3 separate regions of the Mus musculus genome follow, and all the other regions are linked to region 1. Evidence: chromatin loops called from intact Hi-C (ENCODE). Cell type or tissue: heart. All regions are shown on one strand.

What was found. A loop is a pair of places that touch in the nucleus more often than their neighbours do. Peaks named below come from ENCODE experiments on the same cell type or tissue, not always from the same donor. Only the 100,000 strongest peaks of a DNase experiment are listed, where the experiment ranks them.
Region 2: it touches region 1 in a loop (2.5-fold over the local background); 14 of 42 quality-filtered maps call a loop at or near these places.
Region 3: it touches region 1 in a loop (2.2-fold over the local background); 2 of 42 quality-filtered maps call a loop at or near these places.

What each region holds. Positions count from the first base shown.
Region 1 is chr2:27,885,849-27,888,348 of GRCm38, reverse strand. It overlaps Col5a1 (collagen, type V, alpha 1), which reads right to left and starts at 1,924. Exons shown (of 66, transcript NM_015734.2): 1 at 1,425-1,924. The coding sequence starts at 1,533. In heart, CTCF peaks have their summits at 1,019 (motif pointing right) and 2,404; DNase peaks (open chromatin) are centred at 288, 968 and 2,028; H3K4me3 peaks cover 2,500 bases; H3K27ac peaks cover 2,345 bases.
Region 2 is chr2:27,551,250-27,553,749 of GRCm38, reverse strand. No RefSeq gene overlaps it. Among named protein-coding and RNA genes, the nearest start is that of Gm13421, 12 kb to the right of the region's middle. In heart, a CTCF peak has its summit at 944; a DNase peak (open chromatin) is centred at 959.
Region 3 is chr2:27,816,058-27,818,557 of GRCm38, reverse strand. No RefSeq gene overlaps it. Among named protein-coding and RNA genes, the nearest start is that of Gm39777, 21 kb to the left of the region's middle. In heart, no CTCF peak of the experiment used is centred here; no DNase peak of the experiment used is centred here; H3K27ac peaks cover 587 bases.

The sequences.
Region 1 (2,500 bases):
ACTGAAGGCTTCCCTCCTGGGGTTCTGGGGCGCACAGGGGAACATTGTGGGGGTATAGGGAAAAGAGAGGCTGACCTCTCTTGTCTCTCCTCCACACTTTCCTGAGGGCCTTCAGCATTCCCTACTGCTAGCTTAACCCTGGGAACTCCGGGGCAGTTGGTCCAAGTTCCACAAGAGTGAGCATCGTCAGCCCATGCTCTCCCTCGGTCCCCGCAGGCCCTGGCCCCTCCCATTTCCACTCTTGCTCATCCTGTGGCCACTGGACACTAATGGTGCCAGAAAGCAGGAGAAGAATATTGTAATTGGCCATGGGGGGTGGAAATGGATTCTCCTGCTAGTCCTAGTAACACCAGCTAAGCTAAGGAGAGCCCTGTCACTGCGCAAGGGCTGACCACTCCACCCGCTGTTCGGCTGCCTGAACTCTTTCTAACTGCCTTCGCCTCCCTGTATCAGCACATGCCTGGTGCCTTCCCACCCTGGGCTATGGTGTTTAAGGGCTCTGGGGAGGTTTATCCCACAACTAACTAACAAGAGTGATGCTGAAAATAATATGCCTGCCCAGACCTGAGCCTGAAAGCGCTGAAATACAGACAGGGACAATCCCAGTACCTCCCTGATTCTGCCCATTGGATCAGGGCTCCTTCAGAGAACCCAACCTGGCAGGAGTCTCACATCTGCAGATCATCTGAGAAGCTCCCAGCCCAGACTCCAAGGCCCTCTCCAGGCTTCCCGTTCATCCCATCTTTGGGCAGAAAGCCCAAGAAAACTACCTCTAAGGGGTTTGGAGGTTTGACGGCTAGGAGTAGGGCTGGCCTACCTCACAGGGCTCCCCAGTGCCCCTGAAGACTTGTCAGGGACTACAGGGAACTCTGTCCCCTGGGAATTGCAGAAACTTAGCTCAGACAAGCAAGAGGGTGTGTACAGAGGGAAGTCCATAGCTGGGGTTTCAAACTTCTGGGATCCCCCTCCACCCCTAGGCGTCCCTGAGGAACTGAATGGCCTTGACTCTAGGGGGCGGCCCTTTCCAGCTTTCAGAAGGAAAGTTTCTGCTTAAGGGCTGCGTGGGATGCAGCGGGTCGCCTGTGATGTGGGACAGAAAATGCGAGGTTTGGGGACAAAAGTGTGAGCACCTCTGCTGGGATCTAACACGAGGCAGATTCTTCCTTGACTCGACCAACAGCCCCACCCAGCAGGCCCGTTTGAGGAGGGGGCGGTACGCCGCGGGGATGGAGTTGGCCCGGCTCCCTCTCCTGGGCCCCCAACGAATGGTATTCGTTGTCTTGCCCGGTGCATTCCACAGGCCAAGGAGGAAAGTTCTGCAGGCTCGGAGGAGGCCGGCGGCGAAGGAGCCCGAGATGACAGCGGCGCGGAGGTTCTGCGCACCTCTTACAGTCCCCGAGGTCCGGTCCCCAGAGCACTCTTACCTGCGCGGCTCGAAGGCGGCGCCCACAGCAGCAGCAGGAACAGGAGTAGCGGCGAAGACAGCAGCAGGGCGCCTGGGCGCGCAGCTTTCCAGCGGGTGTGTACGTCCATGCCGGCGGGGTGCGCGGGCCGGGGAGCGGGAGACGCACACGATGCACGGGGACCAGAGACACGTCCCGGGTGGCGGACGCTAGGGGAGCACGACAACTTCAGGGAGTCATAGGAAGCTCGGCACCCGCCCGATCTCCCCCGCGGCGGTGGCTGTTCTGGAAGAGGCAGCGGGCGCGCTCGCCCACGGCGCAGGGATCGACTGTGGCCCGGGACGGCCGGGACCCCCTCGCTGGCTGCTCGCGCACTCCCTGTCCTCCTCCTTCTAGTCTCGTGGCCTCCTCACCGCTGCTGCCCCGCGACCCGCTCCCCGTGGGCGCTCCGCTGGAGTGAGGTCCTGCGCCAGCCGCGGGGACCAGGAGTGCGGACCTCGCCTTCGGCGCTGAGCACTTTTCCCCCCTTTCCCTCCCTCCCTCGCTGCTGGCAGACAACGCGGAGGCTGTGGATTCCCCCACCCCCCACCGCCCCCAACGCCCGCAGCAAATCAGAGCCCGGCGCCCCGCTCAGCAAGGCCGGTCCCCGCCTCCCACTGGGCGCCGAGGGCGAGGGGGTGGGGATAGCGGGCGAGTCGCGGCGAGGAAGGGGCTGGCCCGGGGCGGGAGCGGACGTGGGACGGGGCCGGCGCCCCCGTTCTTTCTCCCCGCTCTGGGCGGCGGCCTCCAAAACCTGATGGCCCACCCTGATCCTAGATTCTTCCCGCCTCAGGTACCCCGACCTGGCCAGACTCCAAGAACCAACGTTGAGGGACCCCCGAAGTTTGATCGCTGGAATTCAAAAGAGAGATTGCAGTACCACACAGAACTTTCTCTTTAAGGAGGAGTTCCGAGAGCTCCTCTTCTGGGCGGAGACTCAACTTGCAATTCAGCCAGAAGGGGCTCCCTAGACTATGACTGACAGGCCAATACAGCGCTGGGGACCTGCCTTCTACCTCTCCACAGACCAGACTGTCAAGGATGCCCAGAGGGGCCTT
Region 2 (2,500 bases), 330 kb after region 1:
AAACTATGTCCTCAGAGAATCTGGTGAGTGAATTGGGCTTCATGGCTCACATTTCCTGGGTAGTATGAAAAAAATCCCCAGGGCATTTCCTAGTTGCTATATAACAAAGACCTGACAAGACCAACTTCAAGAAGGGATGGTGCTGGTGGGGCTCACAGTCATCAGAGCTAGGAGGGAAGGTCACATGGCATCCGTGCCGAGGATGCAGACAGAGCTCAGCCCACTTTCTCCTTATTTAGGCTAGCACCCCAGCCCGTGAGACGGTACTGACCAGTTTCAAGGTGGCTCCTCCTACCTGGACAAACACAATCTAGAAAACTCCTCGAGGACATGCCTAGACATTTGTCTCATAAGTGACACTGGATCCTATCAACTTGACAGTCAACATTAATCATCGCATGTGGAATTGCATGTATGCACAATACATATGCAATGGGAGGTGACTGGTCCACCACAGCACTTACTAGAGACCCAAAACATAACTATGTACCAAGCCACAAGCCCAGGGCATTCCCTAGCACCCCAGAGTCCTCTGGAGCTGTAGACCCCAGTTCAGTTTGTGCATGTCAGTCAAGGTACTAGAACAGGATCAAAACACTCCAAAACTGGCCGGCGACACCTCCCCACCATCCTGTGTGTGTGCATTCCAAGTTTTAGTTTCTCCATCTGGAATCAGGACAGGCATAGCTGGGTCTCCCAAGCTTGCTCCAAAGCCAAGTCTGAGGCCCACATTATGTATTTCTCTGATCAATTCCTTTGGAAAAAACAAACAAACAAACAAACTGAAGCCCAGTCTGGATGGGCAAATTGTCCAAGCCAAAGAGAAGTGGGAATGCAGCCCTGCCCAAGGCTTGGAGGTGGGGGAGCAAAAGTTCCTTTCCTCGGGACCCAAGACCAGTTTGGCTTTTCCAGAGCCTCCGCACCCTGAGTGGTGCAAGTCTGCCTCCACGTGGAGACTGATGGAATTTCCTCCAGATGAGCAGAAATTACATCTGAGACCTAGGAAAGTCAGCTCCCAAAAGCATGGGGGTAAGTGCTAGAAGAGGCTGAAACAGCTTTCTCGCCTGAATGATGCCTACCCCATCTAAACCTTGCATCCAACGCATCATTAGACATGAGGCATAACTGCAGAGAAATCAGACTGGATAGGTTGGATTTGTTGGTTAGCAATGCTAAGCAGATTCTAGACTCTGTTTTCTAGAGTTGCTAGAGAAGCTCAGCTTAGCTGGTTGGCTAAGCATGGGCCATAAGGTGACCGCCACAAAGTCAAAGCCTAGAACTGTTTGGGGGTCATAGAGGAAAGTGTCACTCCTCAGAGAGACTGGAATGTTCCACTAGATTATTCCAGCATGTCTGTTCATCTCTGTGGGGTGGTCCAGAGAAGACTGCTCTCAGCATGACTGTGAAAAGTTATTTTTCTAGGGGATTCCCAGCATCATGAGGAACACTGGTCTCTCCCTAGATGGCAAGAATTACAATATGGGCCAGAGAGATGGCTCAGCGGTTATGAGCACTGACTGCTCTTCTGAAGGTCTTGAGTTCAAACCCCAGCAACCACATGGTGGCTCACAACCATCCCTAATGAGATCTGACGCCCTTTTCTGGTGTGTCTGAAGACAGCTACAGTGTACTTACATAATAAATAAATCTTTTTTAAAAAATTACAATGTGAACCACAGCCATACTGGGCCCCATAGCTGCAATGAGGGTAACTGGATGGTCACACGGTCAATAACATAACATGGGACTGAGCGGCAGAAGAATCTCCGAGTTCCAGATGAGCCGGGTCCAGGATAGCTAGATACAAAGAAACCCTGTCTCAGAAAACAAAAACAAACAAACATGGGTTTGGAGACCATAAGGACAGCAGAATCAAAGAGTAAAATAAGCTGACTCTGGGAAATTTAGGGTGCTGAGTAGCTGACAGAGGTGTCCTCAGAGGGGACACAGACTGGTACTCTACATTGTTACTGATTTTATGAGTGAAGCTTTGAACTTAAGTGAGCAGAGTCTAACTTGAACTGGCAAAGCAGTCTTGTAGCTTCTCAACTGATTGACCCAATCTATAAACCCACAGGTCTTGCTTACACTGATGTCTTAAATCACTTTCACACTTTTTCCTTTTTTGAAACAGGGTTTCTCTGTGTAGCCCTGGTTGTCCTGGGACTTACTCTGTAAATCAGGCTGGTCTTGAACTCAGAGATCTGCTTGCCTCTGTCTCCCAAGGGCTAGGATCAAAGGTATGCGCCACCACCACTCACACCTTTTAAAATGCTATTTACTGGCTGGAGAGAATGCTCAGAGGCTAAGAGCACTGGTTGCTCTTCCAGAGGTCCTGAGTTCAAATCCCAGCAACCACATGGTGGCTCACAACCATCTGTATGGAATCCGATTCCCTCTTCTGGTGTGCATGAAAACAAAATACTCATATACATAAAACAAATTTTAAAATATTTAATATATATACATATATATGTATATATGTATGTGTGTGTATATA
Region 3 (2,500 bases), 70 kb after region 1:
GGAGCAGGAGGAAAACAGACCAGACCCCACCCCTCACCACCCCTGCACCCCACCACCACTGGATCCACTATTGATGCTATATTTTAGTTGTGAACAGTTATCACACCAGGCTAAGAGGAGGCACCACCTACTGCCACCTTTGCCTGAGCAGGCCACTTAGAGTTTGGGGCCTGCACGAAGACCAGTGCTGAGGTACAGGGCAATGGAACAGGGCTGAGCTGCAGCAATCCCCAGCATCTCAGCACAACTGTGGCAAGGTGACTCCAGGTTTCAATCCACTGTGGGCCCCAGACTCAATGTCAGGACTACTCTGGCTTCTCTCTGGGGTCATATGAGGAAGACACACCTGTCTGACATTTTAGGGTCTTCCCAACAGCCCATGAAAACCTTTTCTGTCAGCTGCTGGCTTGGTGGCTCTATGACAGACATCCATACCCAGGCCTGACTCCTCAGCCCACACCACCTAGCTGCCCTCCTTGGAAGCAGGCTGGACTTGAACCCGGGACAGTCTTGGAGCTGACAAGCAGGGGATGGAGGAACAAGGAAAAGACGTTAGGACACCATCTGCCCTTGACACTTGGTGATCCTCGGGAAAGCCACAGCTCTGGGGAAAGAGAGAGAGCGAGCAGCAGCTACAGAAAGCAACACAGAGTTCAGTCAGCAAACACAAAACACGTCCTGTCCCACCAGAAACCATGTTCAAGCAACTGGGGACTTTCAAATGAAGGCTGTGTGTCTCCGGTGTGAAGATATGGGAGGGGGCTGAGGGTGCAATTATAAAGGGAATGGAACTGTCTTAGGGGAGGAGGGAGAAACAGAATGGGGAAAGAAAAAAGGAAGAGGATTGGGGAGGAAGGAGGAGCACACAGAATGCCAAAGGGAGGACTAGTGAGGGGGGGGGGCACACAGACATCATGAGCCTCCAGGCAGAGGTTCAGTATGACTGGGCAGCTAAAGTTGTCAAGAGTGCAGTCCTATGCACTCTGTATAGACAGGTAGGAAGGCCTACAGTCCTATGCACTCTGTATAGACAGGTAGGAAGGCCTACAGTCCTATGCACTCTGTATAGACAGGTAGGAAGGCCTGTAGGAAGGAGCTGGCATCATCAGATTAGTTCCAGAGATGTATTGAATATGCTTGGCCTAGGGAGCGGCACTATTAGGAGGTGTGAACTTGTTGGCGTAGGTGAGGCCTTGTGGGAGGAAGTGTGTCATCGTGGACGTGGGCTTTAAGATCCTCATCCTAGCTCCCTGGAAGTCAGTCTTCTCCTGTTTGCCTTCAGAACAAGATGTAGAACTCTTAGCTCTTCCTACACCATGCCTGCCTAGACACTGCCATGCTAATTGATGATAATAGACTGAACCTCTGAACCTGTAAACCAGCCCCAATGAAATGTTGTCCTTATAAGAGTTGCCTTGGTCATGGTTTCTATTCACAGCAGTAAAACCCTAACTAAGACAGTCCCTCCGGGTTCGAATCTGAAGGGGAGGAGGCCACCTCCAGATGCTGAGCACGGCTATGTGTGAAATGTCCATTGCAAGGAGCTAAGCTTCCTCTGCCCAGATGCCACCTTCCTGAGCAGCTAGCCACTGCGTGAAGGGAGTCCTAAGAAACTCTTGTGTCCTCTGTTGAATCTTGGCCACTGCCACATGAGAGAGCCAGGCACTAGGATTTGGATTTGGGTTGGGGATGTCTGGTATTTGAAAGCTTTCTTCATAAAAAGATGGACTCAGAGCTGGTGGTTCAGGACTGCCACCTCAGCTACTTAGGTAGCTGAGACAGAAGAATCGCAAGTTCGAGTGCATCCTGGGCTACAGAGTCAGGTTGGCCTGGACAAGATTTATCTCATTATTTTTAAGAAATGGAAAAGACAGGGCTGGAGGATCACAGTTCAGTGGTAAAGTGTATCTTTAACATGGGCAAGAACTCAGGTTCAGTCCTAGTACCTCAAATAAATACAAATTAAAAATAAATAAGTAAAAATAAGAAGGAATGAAGAGACAGCTTAGGAAGGGAGGAAAACGAGAAAGGAGACACAGTGTGGAGGGAGAAAATAGACTCCGGACCTGGCTGCCTGAGCCCCAGGGATCTGCAGCTTCAGTGGGGCCTGGCCAAGTGTTCAGCTCCCAGAAGCCCAGACCCAGAACTTGGGAGCCCTCCACAGGCAGGGCCAGCAGAAGAAAAATGTTAATAAAAGAGAGTTTTGAGAAAAAAAAAAGAAAACATTTGGGGTAATACCAAGCTATATTAACCATGTTGCCACTTGTTTTATGGTTTAGCTCCATTTTTATTTGGAATTACATAAGTGTGGGAGGCTCTTGTTCTGGTCTCCCAGCAATATCTGTCAGGCCTGTGGGCCAAAGGCACTGAGCAAGGCAGATTCAATGCGTCCTGAACACATTCTATGCACACACACAGTGCCGTGCCCTGTCATCCAAATGAAAAGACAGGTGCAACCTGAGCCCTGACTCTGGGCAGAGACCGCACCCTCCACAAACCC